Linked DNA regions of Homo sapiens: region 2 is linked to region 1. A link is an interaction called in ENCODE POLR2A ChIA-PET data of the cell type or tissue named here. Cell type or tissue: GM12878. All regions are shown on one strand. Links, peaks and the distances in the headings refer to the core of each region. The heading gives the core; the rest is flanking DNA.

Evidence for each region. ChIA-PET counts read pairs that join two places held together with the same protein. Peaks named below come from ENCODE experiments on the same cell type or tissue, not always from the same donor. Only the 100,000 strongest peaks of a DNase experiment are listed, where the experiment ranks them.
Region 2: POLR2A ChIA-PET joins it to region 1 with 5 read pairs; 1 of 35 experiments calls an interaction of 5 or more read pairs at or near these places.

The regions. Positions count from the first base shown.
Region 1 is chr5:163,188,864-163,197,234 of GRCh38, forward strand. All of the region lies in intron 3 of LOC105377700 (a long non-coding RNA gene), which reads right to left. Among named protein-coding and RNA genes, the nearest start is that of CCNG1, 240 kb to the right of the region's middle. In GM12878, for the core only: no CTCF peak of the experiment used is centred there; a DNase peak (open chromatin) is centred at 2,106.
Region 2 is chr5:162,885,070-162,893,440 of GRCh38, forward strand. No RefSeq gene overlaps it. Among named protein-coding and RNA genes, the nearest start is that of CCNG1, 550 kb to the right of the region's middle. In GM12878, for the core only: no CTCF peak of the experiment used is centred there; a DNase peak (open chromatin) is centred at 3,442.

The sequences.
Region 1 (8,371 bases), core at 1,652-5,651:
TGACAGGGCCTTTTGTACTTCTGAACTGATATATATTGCTTTTATAATACATATGGTAATGATTTTTATATAACTGTCCTACTCATCCTCATCAGACAGTGAGCTTCTTGAAGATGATGATTTTGTTTTATATTTTCATATATAATCTTGGTAAATATTATTTGCTAAACAATTCCTGTAAATGGAATTGAAGCTAAAAATAGCTACAAGCCAATTATTTCTTCCAGGAGGCAGAATTATGCAGCTCTTTATTCTGCTTTATACATTTGAAGTGTGTAAGACATACACTCTCTGAAACCTTCCATCAAAATCAAGAATGAAAGAGGCAGGTGTTCATGGTAAAACAGGCTATGCGGTGCTCTTAAATGGTAGCCGAGTTTAAACTCTCAAGGCAAGTACTGAGTTAATGTCTAACAAAACCTGACTGCTATTCCATTTTAAGTTCTGACAGTGTTCTTAGCAATCTGTATAGCAGAGAGAGGCTGCAACATTCTTTGAGATATTGCATCAGAACTCTTGGTTCTGGGCTTCAGCCCTTGTTGCATCAATTTATATTCTGAAGGTTATCTTTAAAGCCAGAAAGCTGAGGAACAGAAAGGTTTAAAATAAAAATTTTCTAGGGTTTACTATATCTAAAAATCCTTATATTTTAAAATTGGCTTCACCTTGATAATAGGGCTCTGATTGTAGTAGGAAACAGACTTAACTTTTATTTCCCTTTGAAAATGTACTTTTCCAGTGTGGGAGAATGCACTGAACTACTTTTAAAATTATGTTCATGGATATTTCATAGGTTGCAGTAGACTTGTGAGTCCTAAAAAAGTTAGCATTTTTCTTCTCTGGAATCCTGACTCAACCCCAGGACCAATACTCAGCAAACTAAACTGAATCTGAACAAGGAGCTTAGAGCACCTCCCACTTGCTTCTGAAGGTGCCTCAGGGGCTTACCTGGCCTAGATAAAATTCAAGAAACATTGAAGATGGGTGCTAAATTACAGAGTGGAGAGAGGCTGACTAAAGTCAGATAACCTAACACCTGTCTGGAGAGTAATGAATAAACGTTTATTCTGATCGAGGAACAGAAAAGAAGGTGATGAGTTTGCAATAAGGATAAAGAGAAAGGAGAAGGAACTTCAAGGTGAAGGGCAAAGCACAGAAGTAGAATGTCATCAATGGTCACTTTGGGTTAGTGTGTATCATGGTGATACACAATTAAGCATTCGAGTACATTCTCTGATTTGATTATTCAATCTGGAAAAAGGCCACAGAAGGCTTCAGCAAAACACTGCACAGTGGGAGAAACTTTTGACACTCCAAATCTAGTAGATCTTAATGGATTTAAATATATTTGATCCCTTCATTACTCAGTTCTCCAAATATACAGTGTTTACTGTGTCACTAGGACATGCCAAGCACAATGTATTTTGAACGGTCACCACCAGCATAAGGTGAAGATATGCCGCATCACACTTTCAACTAATGCATACACATACATACAGGAAAACACACTTTCAAAGAAAGACAATATTTTCCCAAATGTAAAGTAATCTGCAAAAATGTCCCCTGCCCACAGGGCAGGGAGCATTTTACATTTTAATGCAGAGCAGTTTCAGTTCCCCATACACACTTATTCACATCAAGTCAGGCTTTCTTTCAATAAGACACCAGCAGATAATGGTACCTGTACAAGCAACAAAGGTATCTGCCTCGTATCACCACTCTAAGGTACAAAAAATGACTTTAAAAAAGCTTTGAAATGATCTTTCTGTTAGTTTATTTTTCCTTTTATCTTCATCCAAATTCCTCCTGATCCCCCCACTTCCCCACAACTGGTTTCTATAGCCAAAAGGGAAACAGTATGGGGTGAGGAGGATGTATTTTTCTTCTATTTTATAAATACATACTATGTAAATATATGCATATACATATATATTTACACAGTCAAATTTGATGTATCTTAAAATAAGATGTAAGTTGTAAGAGGAAAGCTTTTTTTCAAATGCAACTTTGTAAGAACGAATCTTAAAGTAAGATGATACTGCAGTCACTGGGTTGCTGAAAGGTGACCTTCACCCCCAACCACATTAGTCAGCAATTCAATTTTCTCAGTATCTTTAAGAGGTGATAATAGCTGCAAATTGTCTTGACATATGCTACCAGCTGCTTCTTTTAAGCAACAGTTACACAACTTGCTTTCTCTCCATTTGAATCAGAAAAAAAAAAAATGTTCTTTAACAGTTGTTTTTACATTTTCCAACTAAAGTTTGGAACTACATGTTGGAACTCCTATGTGCAGGAGTATCCAAGAGCCAGTCTCATTGAAACATATGAAAGCCACTCTTACTGATACATAATTTTACCTTTTCTCAATCTCATTATTTTAAAAAAAGAATTTGTAATGTCATCCTGTTTGATCACATTTCTATCATTTGTCATTGCAATTTCACACTGTGTCTGAAATAACACATTTTTCCAAAGACTGCTCACATCCCTCACTCCATGAGACCCTCTCAACCACTGTGAGTATGGTAGGTGGGGTGGGTAATACTAACCACAGTTCAGAGTAGCAGAAATGGAAACTCAAAGAATTAGAGTATGAATATTTTCAATAACTGTCTTGAGTTCCTGTATCTTCTTTCATACTCCAAGAGAAATCTTGTACTACAGCATTGTAGACTCAATACTCAACTTCATGCAATGACCTCATAAAATTCTATCTTTAATTCCTCCCATTTATTCAAGCTCCACACTTGATTTCTAATGTCTCTTGAAAATTTGGCCCATAAGTCAAATTAAATAGAACATCTCCTATGAGCTTCCCTTCCTTCACAAATTCCTGTTGCTGTCACCTTAGTAGCCAACTGTGACTTCACCTTCAGATTTTTGGAATTCTTCCACCTCTTTCCACAAATAAAATAAGTTTGTCTTCCAACTCCCCACCCCAGAGCTCTTCAGTAGCTCTCCATTTCTTAATCAATAGGCTGAAACTTCTGCCAAGAACCCAGAGTCCTTTAATAACAACCTAGAATCACCCTATCTACCAATCTCGTTCAAATGCTACCCATTTCTTGCCCTTGACGCTAATCAATTTACCCACTTTATTGTCTTATAAAGACATCAGCATCATTCTTGAATGTCTGCCATTTACGTTTTTCTTTTTACCCAAAATTCTTTCCACCAATGATTCAGTCATCACTATTCTCTCCCTACATGCCCACAAAACTGAGTGTCTATTTCACAAATTCAGCTATTCAACACTTTGATAATGTATATCCACTGTTCTCTGAAAATTTTCTCATCTTTGAGCTCTTAAAGATAAGATGAACATAGATAATAATAAATTTTCTGTCCTTTCCCAAGTACCCTAGCCCAGAGATTAGACACACGCAAACAACATAGGTGGCGAGGGTAATTCTGGAGTAGGAATCAGAAAGTTTAGCCCACTAGCAAGCTGCAGAATGTGGACCACCCAATTAATCTCCTGGATTTTAAGATCTCTATCTACAAACAGAGGAATATTCGAATAGGAAAAAGTTTCTCAAAACTCATTCATTCATATCCCATCTTTGTGATTCACTGATGGGAACAGTGTTGCTACTTATGTATATGATGATGGGTATGATTGACTACTGAATCTCCTCAATCCGACATCACCTTTTACCTGCCACTCTTCTTTTTTAGTCCCCTTTATGGCAGGACTGCTCAAAAAATTTTTTCCATTTTTTCTGGATCCCATTTCTTCCCTTCTATGTTTCTCTTCAATCCTTTCTAATTAGGCTTTCTGTTTCTTATACACCAGTAAGCTATATCTGTCAAGGTAATAAATTATCCCCATCTTGCCAAATCTGATGATCAATTCTTAGTTCTTATTTTCCTGAACCTGATAGCAGTATTTACTACAGTTGATCACTATATCCATCTCAAGGTGCATTATTAACTAGGCTTCTAGGATACCACACTATCCTGAGATTTTCTCCTGCCTCACAGGCCACTTCTTTTCAGTCTTCTTTGCCAGTTTCTTCTCTTCTCGATCTCTAAAAGCTGAAATGTTCCAGGACTCAATTTCAGTCTATTTCTCTCTTCAATCTACACTTGTTCACTAGTCATCCATTTGACTTTAAATATCATCTATACATTAACTCTTAAACATATATCCATTTGTAACATTTTATTTGAGCTCCAAATTCATATATACTACTTTTTATTAAACATCACCACTGAGATATCTAATAGGCATCTCATATTTAATATGTCCAAAATGAAACTCTTTAACAAAACCCTGCCCCCTTTAAAGTGCCCAAATGTATTCTTTCCGTGGGCTTCCTCAAATCTGTAAATGGCACTACCCATCACTCAGTAGTTCAAGCCAAAAGTATTGGAAAAATTCTTGATGTTTCTCTTTTCTTCAACCCACACATCCAATCCATTAGCAAATCTTATTGGTTAAACTTTTGAAATGTATCCTGAATCCATTTTTTTCCTCACCAATTCCATCACACAGCCCTAGTAGAAGCAAGGATGCTACTAGTTTAAAATTGTCATCGTGCAAAGAGTTTAAAGGTGCCCATTTGGGGTAGGCATATAGTTGAATGAGAAAGTGGGACACCTAAGAGATTTAGAAAAATGTTGTCCTCCTGTGGGCACATGGCTTAGCAGCAGATGACTTTGCAAAGATTTTTTTTAAAATGTCCATCAATGATAGACTAGATAAAGAAAATGTGGTACATATACACCATGGAATGCTATGCAGACATAAAAAGGAATGAGATCATTTCCTTCACAGGGACATGGATGGAGCTGGAAGCCATTATCCTCAGCAAACTAATGGAGGAACAGAAAACCAAACACTGCATGTTCTTTCTTAAAAGTAGAAGCTGAACAATGAGAACACATGGACACAGGAAGAGGAACAACACACACTGGGGCCTGTCGGGTGGGGCAAGGGGAGAGAGAGCATCACGAAAAATAGCTAATGCATGCTGGGCTTAATACGTAGGTGATGGGTTGATCTGCGCAGCAAACTACTATGGCACACGTTTACCTATGTAACAAACCTGCACATCCTGCACGTGTATCCCAGAATAAAATAAAATAAAAAAGACTCTCCTTCCTTCAGTGGAATATAACCTGTGTCAGGGCACTTGAAGGACAGAGCTCTAGATATACGTCAGCCCTTACTTGATTCTCAACCTACGTAACTCTACTTAGACCATGAGTCAGAGCCTCCATCATCACTCGCCTAGAACACTACAGTCACTTCCTGTTCATCTCGTCATTTCAACCGGTGTCTCCCTGCATTAAGTTCCCCATAAAACTTCCAAAGTAGTATTTCTAAATTATAAAGCAAACAAACACCCTCTCCTTGGCCAAATGTAAGTCAAGATCCTCTGAGCCCTCTTTTCACCTAGGCCTCAACTCTGGGCTCTATCCTTGGCCCATTTAGTCCAATTTTAGCCAAGAATCCTGCTGGGTGAGTTTATCAGGAATCCCCCACCATTGATATCTGATCAAATTCTTCATCCCCCACTTTTGGTATCTGATCTCTCTTGACTTCTTATCACTCTGGTCTGAGATCAGCAAGAATCCTGTCAAGTCCATTTAGCCAGAGTCCTCCTTACTCCTAATGCTTCTTCTTAGTAATTTGCCATCTATTGACCCCCACCCTGCTCCTTGGCTATAATCATCACTTGTCATTGTATTTGGAGTTGAACTCACTTTATCTCATTTAGTGCAAAACCCCCATTACAGAAGTCTTCTTTAACAGTGCCATGAAAATGTTTTCTTTAATAAAGCAGGTTGTGGCTACCCCAACTAAAACACCTCCAGAGACTTTCCATTACACTCAGAATACCATACAAACTCCCTACCATGGCCAGTGAGGCCCTGTAGGCTCTCACCTTTCATCTTCCTTGACTTCATCTTTCTACATTATCTGCCTTACTCACTCAAGTCTAGCCACGTGGCTTTCTTGCTGTTTCTCTGGCATACCAAGTTTATCCTGCTTCTGGCATTGAGAATTGCTACTCCTTTTGGCTATAATCACATTCCCCAAGATCTGTGCATAGGTTATTCCTTCTATTTATTCCATTCCTCTTAAGAAAACTATTTCCCAACTATCCTAACTAAAACTGTACACACATACACACACACAGACACGCCTTCTGTATCCCTTACTCTGCCTTATTTTCATATAATTTATCACAACATAAAACATTTTATATTTACTCAATTTGTTTTGTTATTTTCTTTTCCCTCAAAATTTTAAGCTTCCTGGCCAGGTATGGTGGCTCATTCCTGTAATCCAAGCACTTTGGGATGCCAAGGCAGGTGGATCACCTGAAGCCAGGAGTTCGAGATCAGCCTGGCCAACATGGCGAAACCCTGTCTTTACTAAAAATACAAAAATTAGCTGGGTGTGGTGGCACGTGCCTGTAATCCCAGCTACTCAGGAGGTTGAGATAGGAAGATCACTTGAACCCAGGAGATGCAGGTTGCAGTGAGCCAAGATCATACCACTGCACTCCAGCCTGGGCAACAGAGCAAGACTCCGTCTCAAAAAAAAAAAAAAATAAGCTTCTGAAAAAGAATCATATCTAGCTTATTTTTTGCTATATTCCCCCAATGTTTAGAACAGAGACTGGCATTAGTAGATAGTTAATACTTGCTGATTGAATGAATAGTTGTTATATTTATGTATCATCTTTACTATTGCTTACTAACATTATTTTATTTAAATTGAATGCTTTTGTTACTTAAATGGTTACATTTAAAATGAAAAAAATTTGAAAGTAACTAATTGACAGTAGCATTAGCCACAATTAGAAGGTAATCTAAAAATTGGTATATTGAAAACAAAATAGTATTATTGCTGCCTAGTTAGCTATTTTTTGGTCAAAGACTCTGAGCTTAAGCCTCACTCTATTAAAAAGAAGATTACAAGGTATTGAGAAGTCCCAAGGACACACTAGCCCAAACTCAGGCTTCCTCCTCCTAAGAAAATCTGAGTAAACAAGAGGGAAATGTTTCAACTTGTAAGATTCAAAGGTATTGAATGCCGTGCCATATTACTGCTTAAAATCATCGTACAAATCATCAGCAGCAGACTTTCCTAACTTTGGAATGCCCTGCCCTAGACGGCGAAGCCCTTGTGTCTCAGATTTTAGGACTGTATAAGGAACAAAAAAACAGCCTCCTCAAGTTGCCATAACTGGCCAGAATGAACTAAAGCTTGGAAACTGATTTTCTGACCCTAGCCCAGGGTTCTATATACTAAGTTAACCATTTTCCCCATTTTACATAAAAAAAAAATGCCACTATATTTTTCCATATTTTTAACCTAGCTTTGGCATTCCCTGAAGCAATCAGATTTCCCAAGTCTTTGGTCATGAATTGCACTCAAAGTTTACCTACGGGTTAAAGCAAGGTCTGGAATAACATTTCGCACCCCTGGTGGTGCACGCCTGTAGTCCCAGCCACTTGGGAGACTGAGGTAGGAGGATCACTTGAACCCGGGAAGCAGAGGTTGCAGTGAGCGGAGATGGCGCCGCTGCGCTGCAGCCTAGGGAACAGAGCAAGACTGTGTCTCAAAAACAAAAAACAAAACATTTCACACCCCTTAATACAAAGTCAGTTATACCAAGAGTCTCTTTTTGTAAGAGCTTACAACATTTGCGTATGTGAGAAGCTGATGTACAGTCAAAATGACAGAAACAGATGCTATCTGCTGCCATCACTTAATATGAGACCTATTTTTCCATGCTGGTGAACAGAAGGCTATCAGTTGCAGAGGCTACAGGTGAAAAGGGTCTTACATTTTAGAACCTGTTGAGGATAAAATGCCACCAAACATTTTCTAAATTAAAATGCATTTTGTTTTGTTCATCTGAAAGTGATACATTTCTAGATTGGGTTAGGGCATAAAATCTGCTGCTTAATGGTTGTCCACAGGTTGATGTTTACTCTCCTGCTTTTAAGACATAAACATCCAGGTTGAAAACCTGAGCTTCTGACAACCCTAGGCATGGTAAGCATTGGTTCACTATAAATGGTTGTCACAGAAATGAGCAGAGTATTGCAAAATCAAGTTAGAACAATTTAGTTACAAAAATTAGATAACTTAAAATACCCAAAGATATTTCTGATAAAAGACTAAATCCACTATAGTATAAAGGTGTTTTATACGTCCATATTTACAAGGCTTTTCAGTCTTAATTTATTCATTTTTTCAACAACAGTAATTTATTGTTTGGAGGCAACATGGTATCGCGACTAGGGTAAAAAGTCAGCATATATACCAGTCTGTTAATTTCTCCTCACCTCTCCCACTTATTCGTTCCATGGCCTTGGATAAGAAATCTGGCTTTTCAGGGGT
Region 2 (8,371 bases), core at 1,581-5,580, 300 kb before region 1:
CCTGTTTTGGTTAACAAAAAAACATAAAACTGCAAACTTTTCAATGTTGAAATTACTGCTGCCTCTTTAAGTACATTCGTCTATATTCACTGTAATAATGGATTCAATGACAAGTTGGTTGACCTTCTCAAGTTTCTGATGCAAATCAATATTCATAAATAAAAACTGTAAGAGTCTGCTATTTATATTACCAAAAAAACTGTCATGGCCAATAGCATTTCTAAATCCTGCTTAATAAACCACTTGACTCTGCTTGTATAATTGAGAGAGGAGAAGGCTTGTGTCTGAATTATCTACATAAGTGCTTAATTCTGGTGGGAGCGATTTGAACCTAATGTCATTTTTCATAATGTGCATATTAGTTATACTTTAATACCAAACAGTTTCTGGTAAGCCACATTCAGGTTATAGACTTAATATCTAAGTCAAAAACAAAACATAAAAAAAATTCCTCTGTGGTTTTCAACAGGTAGTCCCTGGACCAGCAGTATCAGCAACACTACTTGGGAACTTGTGAAAAATGATATTCTGGGTTCCTGTCTGAGGTCTACTGAATCAGAAACTAGGTATGAGTGTATGGTACTCTGTGCCTTAACAAGCCCTCTAGTTGATTCTGACACTAAAGTTTGAGACCCCCTGCTTTGTATCTTCTACAGTCCTCAGTGGACTCTTGAGTGCTGGCATCTCTCATTGCAGTGTGAGCCTGTGGCTCAGCGCTCCTCTGACTTAGAGAGTTGTTCCCTCTGCATGGACTGCGTTGGCCTCTGAAGTTTAGGTTCACCTCCCCAACAAACGAGGGAGATGTTGGGAATCTATAATGCTCACTTATATTTATATTCTTAACTGCTGCGTAACTGTGGCCATGCTTGGTGCCTGATGGGAATGTAAATTAAATTAACCCAGCTTGATCCAAGTTAGAGTTGATATCATCACCAGTCTTCAAACCTAGACCGATATTTTGTGTTCCAAATCAGTGCAGTGATAGTCTGAAAGAGCAAACAAACCAAAAACAATTCTACTGATGAATTGTCCTTTATATATGACTGACAGTCCACAAGATTTATCTGGCTAATCTGGATCTCTGGATAATGAAATCAACACTTTAGATTTTGACCTGAATAATTTACTTTAATATTTAACAAACAGGAGTCAGTCACTCATTGATGATTCACCAAAACCAGCATCATTCTTAGTATTTGAGATTTCGGAGGATATTGTTTTTATCCTGACCAGTAAATCTAAGAAGTTAGCATGTGATTCATAGGAACCATTGGTCTTTTGAAAGGGCCACTGTATAAACTTTAAGAATTGCTGTTTGAAGTCATCATATGTCTTAAGCAGCATTTTATATATATGTATATATATACACATATGTGTATATATGTATATTTGTATATATGTATAAATGTATATATGTATATATACGTATATATGTGTGTGTATATATGTATGTATATAGGTGTGTGTGTGTGTGTGTAAATTCAATTTTTGTGTCTTCTTCTGCAATAGCTGTCCCCTTCAAACGACTATTTATCCCATACAAATGTAATATTCCAGGGAGTGAAGATGCCTGCTGAGAAAACATAAATGTTCTTTTAAGCCCTGAAAATATATAACCTAAATCTGAAATGTCACTAAAGCAAGAATGTTCAATACTGCCACTAATGGGTAAACTAATGGGTAAATTTAAATGCGAAGTGAGAATGCAGCTGAAGGAAGAAATGGCCTTTCTAAGAGCCTAAGTCAAAAGCAAAATCAAACGTTTCCCCAAAATTGTCCTCATTCTCTACGTGTAAATACAAATGCTTGGTAGTCTTGTGTGATGACGCTTCCCACGGGGTAAGCTTCAGTACCCCAGTGACATCATTAACATATCGGTGGTAGTTTTACTTGCATTTACATTTTCAGTTGCACTTTGACAACTAAAAGGTTGTCAAATCTTAAAGGTGAGTTTTCAATGTTAAAAGATTGAGGAAATCATCTAAATTGCCAAATTGTAGAGAGTAGTCCATAGACTTTGAAAATGGGAAATTACTTATGTGTGCATTTGTCCCTAGCTAGTATTACCATTTGTCTTCCACATCTGTTTACTGAAAAATTATAGTCTAACCTTCAGAAAGCACACAAGGCGAAGCTGGTTTACTCTGATTTTTTGAAACAATTAATTTTAATTTAACTGGGATAGTCTTAGGAAATGTTTATGAAACATTTCATGTTATAACATGATTTAAAAATAATAATTTTACTCAGCACACTGAGGCAAACGGCTAAGAGTAATTTCAGCTACCCCAGACTCCGACCACTGACCACCCCTGGCATCACACAGGCACGTTTGTTACCTATTTGTTCCATACCAAGTTGTATGCACTCCAGTTGTTAGATTTTGCTCTAGCGTTCTTGTTAATCTGTAATTCTTGGAATAAATTACAGAATAATAATAATAAGAGAAAGAAAAAGGGAGAGAGGGAAAAAGACGGAAGCACAGAAGGAGAGAAGGGTAAAGAGACAAAAAGGAAATGTTAAAAAGAAGAGACAGAGGAGGGCAAAAGTAACGATATTACAGAAAGGGAAACATATCAAAAGTAAAATTGATGGTCAAAGCCGAAAGACCCAAATTTAAATTTAAATATAAGCTGAAAGACCTACATTTAAAAAAAAGAGTAAAGATACAAAGCAAGAAAAAGCAGACAGGTTCACAAACAAATCAACTATTATTATAAGAACATTAATTTACAGGGAAAAAAATTTAAGGAGTTATGAATAATTATAGGTGGTACAAAGAGATAGACATTAAAAATAAATATGAGCATTATACCTCCTTTTTCTTTAGCTTTCATTTTTTCTGATTATTCAAGAAGACATACATTTTCAGTTTAATATATGTCTTTCACACTTTTTAAAAATTTTTTCACTTTCTTTTTTAACAAAGAAAGAGCAGAGCTTTTGGCCTTTAGGTAGAACTCAATACCATTATTTTGTTATTCAATAAAATTACTTTTACCATTAACTTCTATGTTACCCAACTGGCACAAGAACAATAGAATCTTAGAAATCTGGTCTTGCCCAAATTGTACATGGCATGCTTTTTTAAATTTCTGAACTAAACCTTAAAAAATACGTTTCCCTAGAGTTGCATCACTCTTAGAACCAAAATGAACATTGGAAAACAGGACTCTGCTCTCTCTCTCTCGTAATGAAAATAAACTTAAATACATCACCTTGATTGTTACAAGTTTTCTTAAAAATCATCATCAAATTATATAAAAACATCCAATTTTCAAAAAAGAAAAAGCAAAATTCTTTGGTCTCCACATTTGTAGGAGTGTGTGTGTGTGTGTGTGTGTGTGTGTTTCATGCTATGAACATATTTATGACTAAAAGCCAAGTAAAAACCATGCTTACCAAGGCTGCTTAATGAAGAGTGAAACATCTTGACTTCTACAGTGTCTGACCACATTCCCTTGAAGTAAAAGCAATGCCGTTTAAATATTAAACCACTGGCCGCTAGCACTTGAGGCTAGCACTTAAATATGGCTAGTCCAAACTGAGATGTGCTGTATCAAGTAGTGATATCAATAATTTAATTGAAAAAAGAATGTAATAATTTTGTATAGATTAATCGTCAAAATGATAAAATTTGGGATACAGTTATTTAAATAAAACATTCAAATTAATTTCACTTTTTAAACATAGGTATAATGAAAGTTTTGTTTATATACATAGTTTGCATTATATTTCTGTTGGACAATACTGTTCTAGAAGCTGTCACCAACAAATTTAGCAATGTAAGGGTTACTAATGACGTTGTGGAGAATATATTTTTGTGAACATTTTTTCACAATTTTGTACGTAATTATGGATCTGTTCTAGTTTTCTGCACCACCTTGAATTATGTTTTATAATATATATTTTTCTAGAAAATCATTAGTTTCAAGAATTTTTGAAACACTTATTAGGTATAACTTGTATATAATATCCTCATAAATTTTTGTTGTTTTCTGGACCACTAGTTATATTTGTAATGTTGAATTATGTACGTGGAGTTTCTACTTTTATCCTTTATTTGGAATTAGTGTATTATTTTTATTGCTTTCTGTTTTCTATTTTAAGAATTTATCATTTTACATTAACTAATATCTTCTATTTCATAGTGCTTTCGCTAATTTCTAAAATTCAATTCTTATTTTCTTTTTGTTGCTTAACAGTAAAAAGCAACAAGACAATAAATCAATGTGATACACCTTTTGCAGCATGGCATAAAATTTTTAATCTTCAATGGTTTCTTTGTCATTATCTACCAAAGAGAATATAGTTTCTTCTTGATTTCTATTTTTCTTGAGAGTTTAGGATTTCCTTTAAACTTCAAATGTATAAGGGTTTTCTGGTTAAATATTTTAAAATTTGTCTTTATGGTGTTCAGAATGGTAAGTGTAAACTGTACAGTATCTACTTTGAGAAATTTAAGATATTGGTTTTAATAACCTAGAATATAAATAATCAACATTCATTTTAAAATCTGTATATCCTCTGCAACATACAAAATTTTATATTTACATATTACATATAGCCTATTGATTTCATACTTCAAAATTTTTAAATCCTTGTTTTTATTTTCAGTCTATACCAATGCCTAGGAGAAAATGTCTCCTTATATTCAAAACGGATTGCTTGTTTCACCAGAAGGGATAATCTTATTGCATGCTTGAATGAGATGCTTCTTTCTTTCTTGTGCTGTTTGTCAATTAAAAAGTAGTTTGTCTTAATTCAGTGGCAGCCATCTTGGAATCATAAGGAAAACTAACTTGTGCAAAAACTGATACTACAGTAGTTCAGCAAAACAGAGAGGTAAATAGAATTGGATGGATGATGAAAGCAATAAGTCACAAAGACAACTAATACTAGAAGTCTTTCGACCTCTAGGATTTTAGGTTGGTAACATATACTATTTTTGCATATTATGTAAATCTAATTTCATTTATATCCCTATTACAACAGAAGACATCCCTGACTTGTTAACAATTCTCTCTCTGCTTCTCACTCAAGACAATGTTAAGGGTAGGCACAAGTTAAATAAGTAATAGTTTGCTACATATGTTAAAATTGCTACAATCACTATTATCTTGAGAAGTAGAAACACTAATATTTCTAAGTGCTTCTCATCTCTAGGCAGGGATATAGATGGTTAATGCATGGAAGATAACATCCATGTGAAACTATTCAACTTTTGGCATGTTTAAGAATAAACGGTGTGACAAACGGTGCATCTGTAATTTCTCAGACATGCTAGTGAACATATGCCCAAATTAAACTCAAATTATTTTTCTCATCTTTTATCCATGAGTCAAATTCTTCCCGAACACCCTCTTGGACATATTCCAAAGGTAAAGCTAACTAGATCACATCTTTCTCTGCCTCTGATTTCTAGGCATTCAGTTATAGGTGGCCTTTAAAATTATAATATTATATTAATATAATATAGTGGAAGCTCTATTACAAGGCAACCAAAAGAACATATTCTTTGTCAACTTTAACTCTGCTTAATATATATTCAGCATTATCTCCTTTTACTTATACAGGTGAAAGAATAAAAGGTTTGTATAGTTCCGCAGTCTCATTTCGGTTTTCTTGCAACTCAATATATTTTTCTTCAAGTCCATCCCTAGGACAAAGAGGGTTGGGTTCTCTCAACCAGCGTACCTGGCCAAGGTAATTGCACTTGAAATGACACCTCCCTTTTAGAAACTTTCAAAGACTCCTTGATATATTCTCAAAAACAAAAATACCACAATTGAACTTTAATGCTTATATCTACATACTTCTAAAGCATTAACTAACTCATTTTATTTCCAGTAACCTATCTTTCTATTGAAGATTGTATTTTCCAAAGATGATCATTGTGAGCTCTTGGAGTTGGCTCCTGTGTCCTTTCGATATATCTTACTATTATCTTTATTATTATTATTAGGAACTTGATTTTCTGGCACTATATGATGCTCCAGATTCATTTTGTACATTTTACACCACAGCCCTAGAATAAGCATTTCTCTGAGGAACTCTGGTTTGTTTTTATTTTTGTTTTGTTTTGGAAGTTAGTACTAGAAAGCAACATTTGGACCCTAGCTGTATTTGTTGATACTGGGGTGTCATCAATTCTAGGCTTTCTTAGCTGACAGAATAAGAAAATAGATATTTGTATACTAACCCATGTGTTTACATATGTCTATTAGTCTGCACACAAATGCACACACACACACATATACACCACACATATATATCCATCCATATCAATATTATCTATATTAAGCTAAACATAAGTTTACACTAATATCTCCAACTCTAAATCATTACCCCAGGGATCATTATGGCGTTCTTGCTTATTTATAAATCCCCACCCCAACAGGGATAAACACAGCTCCCACCAGCTGTCATTTACTCACTTAATTGTTCAATTCCAGTATATACATATCACAGAATGATAATAAATAATTCACCTATAATCCCACGGGAAATTACTTATTCATCCACACTACAGTATTTGTGTACTGCTACATTTTTGGGGGTGTTTTGGCTTTGCTTGTGGTTTTTATTTATTTATTTTTTGCCTTTTGTCTTAGGCACTCCATTCATTTCTAAATTTACTGAGATCAGCATCTTCCTCACACCTGCCTGTCTTCATCCGGGTTTTTTAATACACTTGTATTATAATTAGTTTGTTTTTTTCATATTCTGTATTCCACCCTGGAATCCTTTGATCTACCAAATGATATTGGCAAAATTTGCATACATTAAAGTTTACTCTTTGTGCTATATATAAAGTTCTATGAGTTTCGGCAAATGTATAGTGTCATGTGTTCACCATTACAGTGCTATACACAGGTTTACCAACCTAAGAAGTCCCTGTGCATTAACTTTTCAACCCTGCCCCGCTCCTCACAAACTCTTGGCAGCTAGTAATTTTTTTAATGATCTCTGTCATTTTGCCTTTTCCAGAATGGTTGTATAATTGGAATCAGATGCTGTGTAGGTTTTTAGACTAGCTTCATTTACTTAGCAATATGCATTTCGGATTCATCCATGATATTTTGAGGCTTGATAGCTCATTTCTTTTTATTGCTGAATAACATGTCATTGTATTGATGTCCATCCATCAATGTTTATTTCCAAACAATTGTATTGATGTCCATGCATCAGTGTTTATTTCCATGCAAAGTGTATTACTGTTACTTGGCCGCTTCCAGTTTGGGGTAATTATGAATAAAACTGCTATAAACATTTGTATCAAGGGTTTTGTGTGGACACAGTTTTCAAAATAATTGAATAAATAATACCTAGAAACATTATTGCTAGATTGCATGGCCTTTGCTTTCTTTCATTTATTTTTGCCCAGTATTCTTTTGACCATTTCTTTTATTTTTACATTTTGTGTAATCTTGTTTCAGATATACCTTGCGTACATAATAATATATAGCAGGGGTGTCCAATCTTTTGGCTTCCCTGGGCCACATTGGAAGAAGAATTGTCTTGGGCTACATATAAAATACAGTAACACTAATGATAGCTGATGAGCTAAAAAAAAAAAAAAAAAGTGAAAAAAAAACAAAAAAATCTCATAATGTTTTAAGAAAGTTTATTAATTTGTGTTAGGCCACATTCAAAGCCATCTTGGGCTGTATGCAGACAGGCTTGATATATAATATAGAATATATTGGAAATAGAAGTTTTACTCAAACTAATCTTTGACTTTTAACAAGTCAAATATGCATGTGTACATGTATATTTATATGTATTATAATATTTGATGGTTACCTTTATGTTTTAAAATTACGACTACATATTTTTGTTTAAAACTATCACAAGAAAGATACAGCATCTAGTGACTGTCTCCTGTGAAAATCGAGAAATTGTGCATACTTTTATTTCCCTTTTCATGTTTCAGAGCTGTAGATATAATCTAGAACAGTGAATCTAAATCTTTATAGTAGTAAAAACTTATCTTCAAACAAATACTGCGTGAAAATCCAATACATAAAACAGTTAAACATTGCAGCTGTTCTCATTGGGTCACACTGAGTTTTCCCTCCTCAATTCTTTTTAATCCTTCTGAGAAGGTTCCAAGATGGTCTTTGTTTTATAATAGTATTTCTTTGCCATCTCATTACAATATGCCAAACTCATCTTCTCACAAATAGTAGGCCTTTAGAAGAAATGTGTGTTTTCACCCTTTTATTTTACTGTTACTACTTACGGTAAGTGAGCCTAGTGTTTAACCAACCATTTTAATACAAGGTCTCCTCCTTAGATAAAATGATTCAAATAACAGAAGTGAGTTGCTCTAAAGAAAAATATGTAAATAATACAAATACAATATTTA